Linked DNA regions of Homo sapiens: region 2 is linked to region 1. A link is a loop called in an ENCODE intact Hi-C map of the cell type or tissue named here. Cell type or tissue: ovary. All regions are shown on one strand.

Evidence for each region. A loop is a pair of places that touch in the nucleus more often than their neighbours do. Peaks named below come from ENCODE experiments on the same cell type or tissue, not always from the same donor. Only the 100,000 strongest peaks of a DNase experiment are listed, where the experiment ranks them.
Region 2: a loop joins it to region 1, with 2.3 times the contacts of the local background. A loop is called at or near these places in 11 of 110 quality-filtered maps.

The regions. Positions count from the first base shown.
Region 1 is chr9:125,421,346-125,429,345 of GRCh38, reverse strand. LOC112268055 (a long non-coding RNA gene) reads right to left here. Exons shown (of 3, transcript XR_002956935.2): 1 at 7,590-8,000; 2 at 3,117-4,472. It also overlaps the pseudogene RNU5B-5P. Among named protein-coding and RNA genes, the nearest start is that of GAPVD1, 160 kb to the right of the region's middle. RefSeq lists an enhancer at 5,007-5,507. In ovary, no CTCF peak of the experiment used is centred here; a DNase peak (open chromatin) is centred at 3,951; H3K27ac peaks cover 4,583 bases.
Region 2 is chr9:125,546,233-125,554,232 of GRCh38, reverse strand. All of the region lies in intron 6 of MAPKAP1 (MAPK associated protein 1), which reads left to right. Among named protein-coding and RNA genes, the nearest start is that of MAPKAP1, 160 kb to the left of the region's middle. In ovary, no CTCF peak of the experiment used is centred here; a DNase peak (open chromatin) is centred at 4,542; H3K27ac peaks cover 6,039 bases.

The DNA.
Region 1 (8,000 bases):
CGTGTGGGTGTGTCTGTGTGTGTCTCTGTGAGCATGTGTGTGCAAGTGTGTGCATGTAACCATGTGTGAGTGTATGTGTTGTGAGTTTCTGCATGTGTGTACATGCACGTGAGTTTAAGTGTATGCACCTGGCGTGTGTGTGTGTGTGTGTGTGTGTGTGACTTTAATCCAAGAGCGGCCGGCCCCGCACACCTGCGCTCCACATGGCCTGGCAGAGGCGTCTGTTCTCGGAGGAGGCCGTGTGGGTCCCTCAGCAGCCCCTCCCCCGCAGCCCAGCAGCTGGCCACCATCTCAGCACACATTTCCCTGTCACATCTGATTTGCAAAGTCGTATCTGTGACGGACCCACAGGAGCGTCCAGTTGAGGCTTTTTCAGGTCAAGGAGTATTTTCCCAAGCCCCACTCTTCAGAGGGGAAGGCAAATGTGAGCAGCCCTGTCTCCTCTCCCAGGCCCATGCTGCCAGCAGCGGAATCTTCCCCTGGGCCACCGTGGGTGAGGGCCTGAAGGGCCACCTCCAGGTCTGTCATCATCCCATTTTACAGATGAGGACATCGAGGCCTGCAGCAGTCATGTTGTTTTCCCAAGGTGCACAGCTGCCAAGGCGGGGCCAATATTGGAAGTGGATTCTCTGGCCCCTCCCCAAGCCCTTGGTTGTCACCATCACTATCTGCAGCCTCCCCACAGGTGCCTGGGCTGGGCTGTTCCCTCTGGCCTGACTCCAGGACCTCTTCCTCCAGGAAGCCTGCCTGGGCTGTCTTGGCTGGTTTCCAGAGCATCTGGGGAAGAGACTGCCAAGCTGGGTGGCTTTGATCCCATGAAGTCAACATCTTAGTCAAGACACTTTGATGCAGGAGTGGAAACCCATGATGGGGGATGCCACCAGAGGGAATCCCCTATGAGCCCAGCCCTCAGCACAGGATCCAGCCAGCCAGGCCCAAGGGCCAAGCCACACACCCTTTCACTGAGGGCTGGGTTGGTGTCACCTCTCCTTCTTGGTCTCCTTGTCACACCGGTGGTGAGGACGCCCATGGCCTCCAGACCAAAGACTACTAGGCCTCCCAGGGCCACCCCCACCCAGCTGCCGCGGCCCCACCTCTGAGCACTGACTCCCAGAGGCGGGAGGGGCTGCAGGGAGGACAAGCAGCCTTCCTGCCCTGGGGCTCCCTCTTGTGGTGGGGCCCAGGGAAGGGGCCTCACAGGCCATCGCTCCCAGATGACAGGGACCAAGCCAGCTCTGCTCATCAGTCTCTGGCATGTAGCACACACTCAACAAATATCCAATGACTAGAACGTATGTTAAAAAGTGTCCAAAAGGTTCCATGGCCACAGAGGTCTGGGAACTCCACGCTGAACATGGCAGTTTTTGCTCCTGCGGGGTCCCTCAGAGCCTTCAACGGGCCACTGTGCACTGTGTTCCAAGAAGGGGGTGACACGCAACTTCCCCAGGCACACTTGTGACCGAAGTGCATGCACGCATGTCTAGAGCTGGGGTAGCTCGGGACTCGGTATGGGCGATGCTGTTTCGGGAGCCGTGGCAGTGGCCGGCTGACAGCGCGGTCTCCAGTCAGACAAACTGGCGCCACCGCCTGTTAACTGTGTGACCCTGGGCAAGTCCCTTCACCTCGCTGAGGCTGAGTCACCCTTTACACTTCCATGGGATCCTCAGGGCCACTCTTGCCTCCATCCGGGTGCCACCATCACTCTCCTGGACCACATAGCAGTGGCCTCCTCCCGGGCCTCCCTAGCTCCAGTCTGTCTCCTGCCCCGGGATAGGAGCTCTGGTGGGGGAGGACTCGAATCTGACTTGTTCCCCTCTCACTGTATCCCCAGCGCCCAGAGCAGGCCTGGCACAAAATAAGGTTTGTTGAATGAATGCATGCATGCATGAATGAATGAATGGGTGGGCGGGTGTTCCCATGGGACACTCTCAGGCCACTTGGCCACCCCCTTGCTACCCCTCTCCCACACCTCAATCTGGCTTGAACCTGAAGGAGCCCCAAGTCCCACTCAGCAAATTAACTCAGTTTGAATAATTCTATTGTGGTGGGAGGTGCCAGACCATGAAAGCTGAATGGGGATACTCTTTCTCACACACACAGAGAAGCTCTGGCTTCCACCCCTAGAATGCTTTCCAGACTCCAAGCCTCAGCCCCCGCCTGCAGCTCCCGCCCGCACGCCCCGCACGCATGGCTCCCGCCCGCACGCCCCACGCAGGCCTAGAACATGTATCCCGTGCGCAGATGAGGAGAGCAAGGCTCAGGGTGCCCAGTGAGTCCGCCAGGGCACACAGCTAAGGCACGGGACACCAAGAGCGCCGTTCTAGAGCTGTACAGGTCGGTGTTGAACTCCCAGCTCTGCCTCCTCCCCTATCTGTGTGACACCAGGCCAGTCACTTCACCCTCTGAGCCTCAGTTTCCTCATCTGTCAAATGCGCTAGTAATCCCTCCTCTACAGGGTTGTGAGAAATAAATGAGGTAGTCGATAGGAGAGAGATTTCTGAGGAGAGCCGGTTTTGTGGCTGTGCACGTGCGGAGGGGGACAGGGAAACCTAGGAAAAAGCCACCCAGAAGATGACGCCCTCAGCTGAGGATGAGGCATTAGGACCCAGCACAGTGGCCGGCATGTGCAAGTGTGCAGGTGCTCAATGAGCTTTTCTTTTCGCTTTTTTTTTTTTTTTTTTTGAGACAGGGTCTCCCTGTCTTGCCCAGGCTGGAGTGCAATGGCGTGATCTTGGCTCACTGCAACCTCCATCTCCCAGGTTCAAGCAATTCTTGTGCCTCATACTCCCGAATAGCTGGGATTACAGGCACATGCCACCACACCCAGCCTTAAAAAACATTTGTGGGACAAATGACTGCCTTCTGCTGGTGCAACTGAGAAGCCCAGAACACAGACAGAGCCACAGAGGACAGGACTGGACCAAGGGTGCCCTTGGGCAGACAATAGGAAGGCAGGGGATGCAGCTGGAGCCGTGAGCACGAGGCCAGGCGTGGCCTAGACCCATTCTCCAGCTTCAGGAGCTCTGCCTGGGCACACGAGCCTGGGTACATGTCGGCCACCACGAACCCCGTCAGTCAAGGTGGCTGCACTTCGGTCAGAACGAGCATCTGGGTACCTGTTAGCCACCAGGAACGCCCCTCAGTTAAGACGGCTGCACTTCAGTCAGAACGGGCACCGCTTCTGCCAAGATGGCTGCCTCCAGTCAAGATGGCTGCCAAGTTGGCCCCATAGAACAGGGCCCACTGGGCAGTGAAAGCCCTGCTGCAACTGGCTTCAAAACAGAACAAACGAACTGTTAAATGGTGTCAAGACTGTAAATGGGAGGACTCAAAACCCAAGGCAGCCCAAATTCTCCAAAGAATAAGAGAAAACCAGTCAGCCCAGCCCTGTGCCTCTGAGAATGCTGGGTAATTTCATTTTCCTCTGTCTTTTTGTTTTCCTTCAGCAGAACCACCAAGAAGCAGCCACAAAAATCAGTTAAGACTTCCAGAGTGCTTCCTTCTCCAGAAATCTTTTATAAAAGGTGAAAGATTTACAAGACCTGAAGAGCAAACCAAGCAGGATAATTGTTTTTGGAATGACCCCAATATTTTCACCCCGGCGACCCCGGCTGGGCGTCTTGCCCCATATTTATGATTCCTGGTCCTCTGTGCGCCGCTGGGCGACCTTTCTGAGCCCCCTCTGCAAGCCCCCAGTCCCTTATCGGGCCTGTAACTCACCCTGACGTTATCTCTCGGGAGGGTTTTATGCACTTTAATTTAACTCCCTCATCATTATTTCCCGGACTTCAAGGTTTTCTCTTTGGAGCTGCCCTTCCTGGGACAAGCATAATCTGTTTGCCATCAGGCCCAATAAATATGTTTGTGCGGGAGATGGGAACCGTTTGGGGAGAGCAGCTCAGGCCTGGGAAGCAGCCTCAGGCTCTCACCCCCTTCTCGGCTTCCAGGCTGGTCTCTGTCCTTGAACCTCTGTCGGATGGGAGTCACAGCCTTAGATGCCAGGCCACGTGGCCAGATCTAGCAAATGCAAATCCAGGACGCCCAGTTAAATTTGAATTTCAGATAAACAATGGATTGTTTTAGTATAATAAGTATGTCCCATGCAGTGTATGCGAAAAAATTATTCATTGTTTATCTGAAATTCAAATTTAATTGGGTGTCTCGTATTTTCAGTGGTATCAGCTCCTAGGGGGCTGCTGCACTCACGACTCCAAATGCACGTTCATATATTGGGGGTGTATTTGTTCCCGAGGGCTGCTGTAACAAAGTTCTACAGATTTGGTGGGGGCGGGGGGGGGGCGGGTAAACAAAATAAACTGATGTTCTCACAATTCTGGAGGCTAGAAGTCCGAGGTGGAGGTGCCAGCAGGGGCGGCTTCTCCCGAGGCCTCTCTGCCTGGCATGCGGATGGCCGGCTTTTCCCTCTGTCCTCATGTCTCCCCTCTGGGTATCTGCGTCCTAATTTCTTCCTCCTATAAGGACACCAGTCAGATTGGATTAGGGCCCACCCTAATGATGTCACTTTCATTTAATTACCCCTTTAAAGGCCCTGTCTTTGCCGGGCATGGTGGCTCACCCCTGTAATCCCAGAAATTTGGGAGGTCAAGGTGGGAGGATCGCTTGAGCCCATGAGTTCAAGACCAGCCTGGGCAATATAGGGAGACCCCGTCTCTACGAAAAATTAAAAAAAAAAATTAGCTGGATGTAATGGCACATGCCTGTAGCCCCAGCCACCTGGGAGGCTGAGGTGGGAGGATCACCTGAGCCCAGGGAAGTTGAGGCTGCATGAGCCGTGATGGCGCCACTGCACTCCAGCCCAGGCGACAGAGCGAGATCCTGTCTCAAAAAATATAATTAAATAAATGAATAAGGGCCCAGTCTCTCATTACAGTCACATGCTAAGGCAGTGGGGGTTAGGACTTCAACAGATGAATTTGTGGGGGAGATAGAATCCCGCCCATCACAGGGGGTATGTAACCATCACCCACCAGAAGGGGTCTGGGCAACCTGTGAGGACAAGGGCTTTGCCTGTCTGGCCACCACTGGGTCACCAGTGCCGGCCCCAGGGCTTGGCTCAGAGCAGGCACACAATGAATCATCTGCAGTAGGGCCCCCTGTCAGATGCCACCCATGCTGTCCCCTGACCTTCCCACGGTGTGTAGCAATCCCGAGGGGGCCCTTGACCGCTCTGTGAGGCGGGTATGCGGAGGAGGAATGGAGCACAGAGAGGCACAGGAGCAACCCTGGGTCACACAGCAAATCAGGGCCGACCCTTACAAGCAGGTCTCAGGCTCCAGAACCAGGACGGATTCCCCTCTATCCACCCCTGCCAACCACCCCTAACCATTTGTTCCTTAACTCTCTTAGGGTCCCCATAAGCCCACGGCACTCATTCAGCCACAGTGGACGCCAGGCAGCATAGCAGGGGCCCAACTGCAGGTCAAGAGGGGACGATTTGGGGTCACAACCTCGGACAGGCTGTGGAAGGAGTTTCCTGCGGGAAGGGGCCTGGGTCCACCTCCCCCAACAGGGCCCTGTCACTCCGAGGGTTTTCTGGATGAGGCGGTCACAGTTGGAGGCTCCAGAGGGAGACAGGTGTGAACTGAAGTCCCTGCCCAGTGACTTCATGGCCGTGTGATCTCAGCACTTCCCGTGGGCACTCCTGGCCTCAGTTTTCTCTCCTGCAAGGAGCTGAGGCAGGAGGATGAGATTTGATCAAAGTAACCACGATATTTGCCCCTCTGTGTTTCCTAACAAGTCCCAACCCTGCCCCATGTGCAGGGAGCTTGCATTTCTCAAACAAGGGCGCTACTGGAACTTGGGATGGGACAATTCTCCATGTCGGGTGACTATTCCGTGCCTTGAGGGATGTTTGGCCTTCCTAGCCTGTGCCCGTGGTTATAAAACCGATCTGCTCCCCAACCCTGTCAACCCCTCCCCAGGCGACAACCAAAAATGTCCCACCCATTACCAAATGACCCTGGTTGAGGCCAGCAGCCCCCACTGCTCTGGGGAGAGGATGCCTTAGCAGGAGCTCAGGCAGGTCCTAGAGCAGATTCCAGAGACCAAGGGTACGGAGCAAGGAGATCCTGTGGGTCTTTAACAAGGGGGCTCTGCCTCTAGACCGGGACAGGGCGAAAAGGACAACAGCACCCTAGACAGGCTTGTGGGAGCCCCCAGCTGTGTGGCTCATGAGCAGAGGACCTCAAGGCTCTCTCTTCTCCATGCCGTGGTGCCCCGCAGCCTGGTGATTCCCGTGTGCCCAAGAGTGACACTGAAGCCTGAGAGGCTGCCAGGCATGATGGAGCCTCAGAGTCGGGAGCAAAGGTCGATGGGGCCCCAGCCTGAAGACACCTGGACGAGGTGCCCATGGGCCAGCTGTGTCAATCGTGAGTTTTGCTTTCTGTATTTTATGATGCTTTGACATTTTAGAGGCCTTGTTAATCTTGAAGGAACTGCCCCTTCCGGGGCTAGCTAACTCCTAGAGACAGCAAAGAGCATGACTTTCACATGCAAACCCACCACCCCGAAGCGTACATCCCCAGCCTCCTTTATCCAATTCTCACAGCCAAGCCCATACTTCCCCTGCCCAAAGTCACTCTAGGTACTCTCATCTCAGTGCCTGGGGGCCAGGGGCAGGTACCAGACAACCAGACACTACTTCTACAGCCCGGAGCCTGCCAAATTATTCAAACTAGCCGAGAATCTATCCAATCCTACACGAGCTCGAACTCGCCCACTCTGCCTTGTCCATTTTTTCTTCCCTTGGAAACCATGATGAAGGCTCTGGGCCATGTTCCCTCCAAGCTCCAGCTGCCTCCTCCCTGACCCTGGAGCTTCTCCATGGGGCCCTGCAGGGCGTGCTGTACCCTCTTCTCCAGGAAACTGTGAGTAGTAATCACTCTTTCTTTTTTTATTTTTATTTTATTATTATTATTTTAATATAGAAACGGGGGGGGGTCTCTCTATTTTACTCAGGCTGGTCTCGAACTCCTGAACCCAAGTGATCCCCCACCTCAGCCTCCAAAAGTGCTGGGACTACCGGCATGAGCCACCATGCCCGGCCAGTAAACACACTTTCAATGGCATTGGCCTCTTCATGTCTGCCACCTTACCATACCTGATTAAAACACATCCCAGTACACTTTACAACAAACACCCTCTTCTCCCAGGGTGTACAGGTACCACATTCACATCTGGGCAAAGGGGCACCAGAAATTGACTGACATCCACCACCACTCCCAGCCAAATAAACCTGGCAAGAGGCATCATGTTCCATTATCATGCGGAGCAGCAGCCCTGCACACCAGCGAGGAGTGTGATGAGTAGCGCCCCGTGTGAGGCTGATGACAGAGACGGACAGAGAGCCAGGACCCAGAGCCCAGGGATCCCTCCCACCTGCACGGGATGACTTCTGGCCCAGCATGGCTCAGGGCACCCCAGCCACAGCGTGACTTTGCCCCACCTGGGCCAAGTGAGCTCAAGGGCCTCCCAGTGCTGGGGGAACCCTCATCCTCATATGCTCCCCACCCCCTCGCCTCCCTTCCTGGGCCAGTGCGATTGGATCTGGCAGAGGTGGGTGGACACACCCAGAGTTGCCTGTGGTCTGAGGCCAGCTCTGCCGTTCATCAATCCATCAGCCGTGTGCCTGGGTCGAGTCATCCCCTGGGCTCTCTGCTTCCTCCTGTGTAAAATAGGGACAAGTGCCTTCTTTCCTAAGGAGATTAATCACATAAATAAGTAATCGATGATGATTGGACTCCTCAAAACACAATTGCGGCCAAAGAGGGAGAAGCACCCCCACTTCCTACTCACTCTACCACAGAAATGCACGGATTTCAGACCATCAGGCAGCCGCATTGTGTTTGGGACATTTCTTCTGCAGAATCTCTTGAAATGATCATTATTGGATTTCTAATGCCACATAAAATATGCCCAGGATGATGTCACCTGCACTAGAAGGACTCTGCGTCCTCATTGGCTCCAGGACCAGGGGGTGC
Region 2 (8,000 bases), 120 kb before region 1:
GTTCATAGAGATCTTTGTGCCCACTGAATTCTGTCACCATTTTTCTCTGTTCAGCAAACAAGTTCTGTATGCAGCTTGCAGTAATGCCATTTGACTTTTACTAAGTTTGTTAGTTATGTTAAATAACTCTAGCTGCTGGAACACATAACCCCCCAAATCTCGCCACGTTATCCTAGGGTTGGCAAACTTTTTTTTTGAGATAGGGTATTGCTCTGTCACCCAGGCTGGAGTGCAGTGACATCATCTTGGCTCACTGCAACCTCTGCCTCCCAGGCTCGAGCAATCGTCCCACCTCAGCCTCCCAAGTAGCTGGGACTACAGGCATGCACCACCATGCCCAAATACTTTTTGTATTTTTTGTAGAGATAGAGTGTTGCTGTGTTGCCCAGGCTGGTCTCAAACTCCTGGACTCAAGTGATCTGCTGACCTCAGCTTCCCAAAGTGCTGGGATTATAGGCTTCAGCCACCGCTTCTAGCTCAGCAAACTTTTTCTGCAAAGGGCCAGATGGTAAATATTTAGGCTATTGGCCATAGAGTTTCTGTAACTCAGCACTGCCATTGTAGTGTGTGAGTAGCCGTAGACTACATAGACAAATGGGCATGGGGTAGGTTTGTTGGTCAACTTCTGGATTTTCCCAATAAGTTTCTTTCTTTCTTTCCGTCTTGCCCTCCCCTCCCCTCCCATTTTTTTGGGTAGAGTTTCACTCTTGTCACCCAGGCTGGAGTGTAATGGCGTGATCTTGGCTCACTGCAACCTCCGCCTCCCAGACTCAAGCGATGCTCCTGCCTCAGCCTCCCGAGTAGCTGTGATTACAGGCACCTGCCACCATGCCCTGCCAATTTTTGTGTTTTTAGTAGAGATGGGTTTTCGCCATGTTGGCCAGGCTGGTCTCGAAGTCCTGACCTCAGGGGATCTGCCTGCCTCTACCTCCCAAATCCTCCCCTGGGATTACAGGCATGAGCCACCGCGCCCAGCCTAATAATTTTATTTCTTGTTCACATTTGTCTGATGTAGGCCAGGTGACTCTCTTGGGTATTTCTCCTCTAGGCAGTGGCTCAGGGCTCCCCAGGTGGGTGGAAAATGGGGAACATGGAAGATGAGGAGTGAGGAGGGGCCTATATCTGTATCTTTATCTCATACACCCCCCCACACACACACAGTGACATATATAAAATATGTGGTGACACATATAATTTTGCTTTTAGTTCAATGAAAAGCACATATAGATATATATAGCTACACATCCATATCATACATATATTGATATGTATAGATAATACATCTCTATATGCTTTTCATTGACTAAAATCAAAATTGTTTTTAATTTAAAAAAATTTTTAGAGACAGTGTCTCACTATGCTGCCCAGGCTGGACTGGAACTCTTGGGTTCAGACAGTCCTCCTGAGTAGCTGGAACTAGAGGCTCACATCACCGTTAGAAAACAGGTTTTTAAATTCTGAAACTTAGTCTGTAAATTCATCTGTTGATTCCTGGGGGCTCTTGAACCTCAGGAAATGCTGCTGTGATTATTAATATTAGCTGAGACTCTGGCATGTAGGAAGTGTTACATAGTTGCTATTGTTATTTCTGTCAGGGATTCTCAGTGGGAATAATTTACACTAAGGTGAGAATGGGGTTTAACCTTCCTTTGAGTTATTTTTTATTATATAATTAATATGTGTCCATTATAGCAAAATTGGGAAATAGATCTGTTTCTGCATATAAAAGAAATTTTTAAATTTGTCTTCATTCCATCATGCAAAGGTTGTGAATTATATTTTATAATTATTTACATTTTTTAAAGGGGAACTAATTAATGAATTTCTCATTGGAAAATTATTCTGTGGAGGGAACGTGAAATTGGATGTCTTCTGATGTTCTTACTAAATCAGGACTAGATCTATCTAGCTTTCCCTCTAGAACCCCTGGGCCCCAGGAATCCCCTGGATAGAGTTGTTGTTCAGGGAAGGAGAATGGATTATTCTAACAACTTGCAAATTAGGAGCCTGGTAATGGAAACTGCCTCTTTTAACAAATCTTCAAGTGGATTCCTAAGCTATCCATTGTTCCTGATTGATTTTGGACAGAGCAAATATATCTATAAATGGGAATCCCTAACTTGCTGACTACTTTGAGCTTAAGCAGTAAAGATGTTTGGATATCAGTAGTGTCAGAGAGGAGAAGTAGGGAGTGGGAGGAATGGGAAGGTTTTTGGCTGACCCCCAAAACCAGATAAAGAGCTGGAGCTCAGATAGTGCCCAGCATCTCAAGAAGTGTTTCTTGCCAGCAGTGACCAAGCCAAAGCCTACTGTTCCTTTAGACAAAGTAGGACAAGGGAGAATGAGATCTTGAGTGGGCTAAGTGCCTCTCAAGGATAGGGACCTGCCTTGTTCGTCTCCTTCTCCCATTCCCAACACAGACCTAATTTAGTCAGAATTTGTGAGACTGAATTGAGTTCAAAAGTGGCAATGACAAAAACAACTGTGGTAGTATTATTACCTTATATGTGTTGACATTAAAGTTTCATGCCAGGATTCTACTCTGGAGTGGGGGAAGAAGGGCATTAAAGGAAAAAAAAAAAAGTCAAGGCCAATAAAATGGTCAGAATCTCCTTAGGTTAGAAGTCAGAGCAGTTAAACTGTCTCCTATATATATATGTATTTTCCTTTAAATATTTGATATATTAGAGGAACATGAGGAAGGAACAGTTCTAACCAAGAGCTCTTTGGGTAACAGCTGTCAGGTAACAGTGGAAGGTCTTAGCCCAGAAGCTGGGCTGCCTTGGGCAGGCTCCCAGAGACTACCTTGGCTTCTCTTGGCTCTGCAGAAAGGGAACGATGAGCTGCTTTTTTAAAGAGGCGTGCCCTAGGTTCATTCATGCTCTTTACTGGGCTTTTCAGAAGAGTGGGGAGTTTTAGTTTACCTTCTTGATGATAAATCCACAGTATACCCCAAGTGACCAGACCTTTATTAAAGGGTGTCATTAGCTTGAAGCCTTTCCTTCTGTTATATGCTATTGCCTTGTGGTCTAGAGAATGAAAAAAAGAGGAGGGCAGGGAGAATATTTTCACACACTCATTCAGTTTCATACCTCCAATAGATGCTATCTCATTTATTTCTTTTTTTATCATTTATTTCTTTTTTATGATATTTTAAAATTGGCCACACCCCATCAGTAAAGTTTCTTATACGCAATTCACTTTTATAATATGTAAGCTGAGGCTCAGAGACAGGTAGTTAGTTACTAATTCAAGGCCATGCTGTTTGGTAAGAGGCAGAGCTAAAATAGAATAAGGAATAAAAGAAGATGCTTGTGTTCTTTGTAACCAGGCCTGACAAAATGAGTATAAATTATCCTGGTTATTTATTGTTTGCTTGATTCATAGAGGACCAACTGTGTGTTGTTTCTTTTCATTCTGTTGTATTAGCAAACATTTTCATTGTCCAGATTGTCCTCGTGTATGGAAATGTAACATATGCAGCCTGTTTAATTTTGTATTTGTAAATCTGACTTGATTTCCTTTTTGGCAACAGCTACTGTCTAGAGAAAAGAAAGGATTTTTCTTTGTGTCTGTTTAAAGTGACAGAAATATTGGAGCAAGTGATAAAGATGGAAAGCATTAATTACACACTTCTAAGAATTTAAAGGTCAGACAAGCTAAATATGTATGTTTTGCTCACTGGAATGTCTTGAAATTGTGCCAGGATTCGCTTTGTTCCTACCATAAAAGCACACATTTTAGATAACCATCAACTTACTTTGTATCTAAAAATTATGCCAGATTGTTGCTTTAGTTAATATGTGTCTTCAAAGTCGGGGAGCTCCCATTTCTGAGCCCATGTGATTGGTTTGGTGATGCTTCCCCCTTTGGCCATGTTTAGTTACTATGTCTCATTTTGATTTCCTCTGTTCTCCCCTCAGCTTATGTCGGAGTCTGTCAGCTGCTGCTATGTACATGTCAGGCTAGTGACTTGGAATGTTTATTAATACAATGTCAGTCTTGCTGTTGAAAAAAACTGTGATGCTTCTCAGAAGGTTGTGATAGAACGAAGCGTTTGATTTCCAGATCCTGTCTGCACTGCATGGTGAATACATTCTCAGATGTTATGCAGTTCACTGACCTGACAGTTATGGAACCCCGCCTGGGACCCCATTTCAGCAGGACATATTTGAACAGAAACAGTTTGCAAAACTTTACACACTTAAACTCCTGCCAAGGCAAACTGTTAGCCACTTGAGTTTGTTATAAATACCCAGTGGCAGTGGTTGGAAGTAGCCCACGGTGTGTTTTATATTCTGAACGGAATGTGAATGTCTTTGCAGTTATATAGAGTAGTAAATAATTGAGTTTGATTAGGGAGAGGGACCTCATTATCCCCCACCTGTGCCCAGCTGGAAGGGGAGGGTCGAAATGAAGCCATTAGCTGTCTCTCTTACTGGCATCTCAAAGAGCTCAAATACATCTGTGTCTTATTTTCTTTTCTGGCACAATCAGTCGAGCAAGCTAAGCAGGCATGACCGGATTTGGCAAGTCCCAAGGACTCTGGCAAAGATACACAAGGAGAAGGCGGAGGGCAGTCATTTTGGCTTCTCACTGCCCATTAGTCTAGCGAGTTATGTTTTTGGAAAATGTCTGTTTTGAAAAAGAGTACTTTGTCCAATGTCAAACATCGCATGCTCCCACAGTACGCTTTGATCTTTAAAAAAAATTTTTGGTCAGTCTAAGGGGAAACAAAATGTGGCATTCACACTAGTGTAAACTCTTTATGGATAAAGTCATACTCAGAGGACTTATTTTAAAGCAGGCATGCTGCAGTTATTACAAGGCCTTCTCTTGCTCATATATTTTCATTTTCTACCTTGAAATGCTGGAGAATGAACATGCATGGAATTGGACCAGAGCAGGTTGGGAACTAGAGTGTGTCTTCATCACTATTGGGAACTGGTCAGGACCAGAGACTCGAGAACTGCTCGTAGCAACCTTTTCCCACTTCTGCAAACTGAGACTGTGGCTTTTGAAACCATGACATTCTCCAATGTCTCCTTAAAAATCCTGTAGGTCATATGGTTAGTCTAAGAGTCTGGACATTCATAGTCAAGCTGAATTTGTTACAGTGGAAGTTGAACCTTTTCCACAGATTGGGTCAGTGGTTCCGGTATGGAAGATGTGCTCCCTGGAAGTCTCTTCTTTCCCCGAGTCCCTAAGACTCCCTTTGCGGCTGTGGAGGGATTAACAAACACAGACTTGGGAGTCTAGCTGATCTGGGTTCAAGTCCTGGCTCCTTCAGGACTTATTAGTTATATGATGTATTAACTTATTATATAACTCCAGACAAATGTCTCAACCTTGCCAAACCTCAATTTTCTCTTTTATAAAATGGAACTCATAATAACACCTATCTTTTCTAGGAGGATTAAACAAAGTAAGTGCTCAATAAATATTGAATATTATTGTCTCATCATTATATATTACTTCATTGTACATATGAAGAAAATGCTTATGCTTATTATATATTAACTGTTTATTAAGCATTTATCTTTTTTTAACTAATGGCTCATCTATAAGCATTTATTATATGACAGATATTATGGTAAGTACTTTAGAAGTATTTTGCCTTTACAACAATCTTAAAATCCAAGAATAATTATCATCCTCATTTTGTAGATGAGGAAATGAAGTTAAAGTGATTATGTTGTTATCCGTGAAAGCAGAGGTGGGGTTCCAAACCAGGTCACTTTATTCTAGAGCTTACTGTGCTCTGCTGCCTTCTGGTGCTGCCACCGTCTCTCCTAGCATGGTTTAGAGCTAAATGATGTTTGCGTTTTGAGACATCATCCCCACTAGGAAGCTTCCCGGACCCTCTCACCTCTGTGTGGCTGGGTTACGTGCCCTATGTTTGTTTTGGCAGCACTCTGAACTTGCCTCCACCTTTGTGACTGTCACACAGAACTATAATTGTTTGTTGACTTCTTATCTTTCTCTCCCACTGGACTGTGCAGCTTGGGTTAGGGACCACATTGTTGATTTCTGAATCCAAAACAGGATTTTTAATAGATGAGTGATCTCAGGTAAATTCCCTAATGCCTTCAGCCTCAGTTTCTATAAAATGGGTGTAATAATTGTACCTATTTTAGGATTGAATGAGTCAATACAGATATTTTTTAAAAAGCTTAAAACAGCACCTAGCCCATAGAAAGTGTTCAATAAATAGTAGTTGCTGTTATAATTGTTAAACAGTGGACAACTTGTATTGTGCAAATCAAAAAGTTCTTAATAAATGTTGTTGAAATTCTCTACACCACCATGATTTTTTAATTTCCATTATCATCATGCAAAGCCAGTGAATTAAGTTGAGGCAGAACATACCTGCTTCATAGTTAACACTTTCAAAAAGGAAAGTTTTGAAAACAACCCAGAGTGCTCCCCTTGGAGCTCTTGGGAAATTTTGGTGCTTGGGCCACAGGCTACTCACTGATAATGCCCCTGAATATGGCCACCAAGCTCAACAAATCACACATTTTAATGCCCCTGTGTTACCAATGACAGGCAGTGAGTTTTGAGACTCCCACCCCCCGATAAGCAGTCTCTGCTTAGGAGGCAGGGGAAGGAGGGGCTGAAGTGGGGCCTTTTCTCTTGGAATGATGACTTAGGGCAAGGGGAACAAAAGAGAACTAACGTCGACTCCCTTTACTGTTTGCCAGCCATAGTGTGAGGTGCTTGGCATTCATTGTCTGTTTCATGCTTGTGACAATTCTATAGGGAAGTAGCCTACTCATTTCATGGATGCGGCTGAGGTTCCCACATGTTACAGCAACATCTCCGTTAGCCACGGAACCAAGATTTCGGTCAAAGGGTATTTAACCCCCAGCCTATGCCCTTTCCTCTCCAGTATGCTGCCTTCCAACTTGAGTTCTGGTTCCAGCTCTGTTCCTAAAGATAGAATCTAAGCTTTTCAGATGAAGACCTGTGTCCCTGTGGGCTCCGTGGCTCCCATTGCCTCTCGCTTACTGCTTAGTACAGAAAGCCTGCTTGCGTTGGGTTCGTGCTGGCATACAAACTTTTTTGGGGTAACTGAGTGGCTGTGCGCTGGGACGGAGCTGAACTCCTCAAGCAAGGAGTCTCTTTTTAAAATGCCCATACATCGTTCAGTGGTTACGAGACTTGACAGGACCTAACTTTGAATTGACTGAAGCACTCCTGGCAGTGTTTCTTACGCTCCCTGACATGGAGTTTCACCCTAGACCCAGCATGGACAGCCCAAGGAGCCGTGGGAAGGGCAGCTGCTGCTTCTCAGTGTCCCTAGAATGCCCTGCTCTGGGGGAAAACAGGTTGTCTGTCCCTGAGGCGAGCAGGAGGAGGAGCGGTTTCTGAGCCGAGACTTTGAGTCTGTGTGTAGCCTGCCTGTTCATCCGAGGGCTGATCACCCCGCCACAGCTCCTAACCCAGAGACTGGAGCGTGTGCCACAGGGAAGGCAGGCCAGGACCAGGAGCACCCTTCCTTTCCTGCCCACTACCAGCACTCCCCCCAGGACCATTGTCTTCTCAGCTTCAAACCCAGCATCCCACATTAAGTAAAGGCTTTAAAAGATGTATTTCAGTAGACTTTTTAGAAAGCCCATAAAAAATCCTGGATATAAAGAAATGAGGCATAAAACCCAGAATGTTTGGAAGTCAAGCTGAAAATTGTGGTGGCAAGTCTCCATCTCCACTTGTTAAATGGGAGCATAACTTAACACTTGCACCTAGACGGAGGCTGAGAACCACTTGCATTCTATGCTCTTACGTTTTGGAAACATATGAGGGTATTACTCAAAAAACAAAACCCTGCCCATCTCCCCCCAAAGCGCTGTAGACGTGGAACAAGATCCAAAGTTGGCATTCGTCTGGAGGGAAAGGAGCGGAGCGTGGGACTGACCTGAGGAAACTCTTATTAGGTCTGCCTGAATGTGCAGCACTCAGGGCAGAACCTCTTTCTCCTTTTAACGTGCACGTTTTTA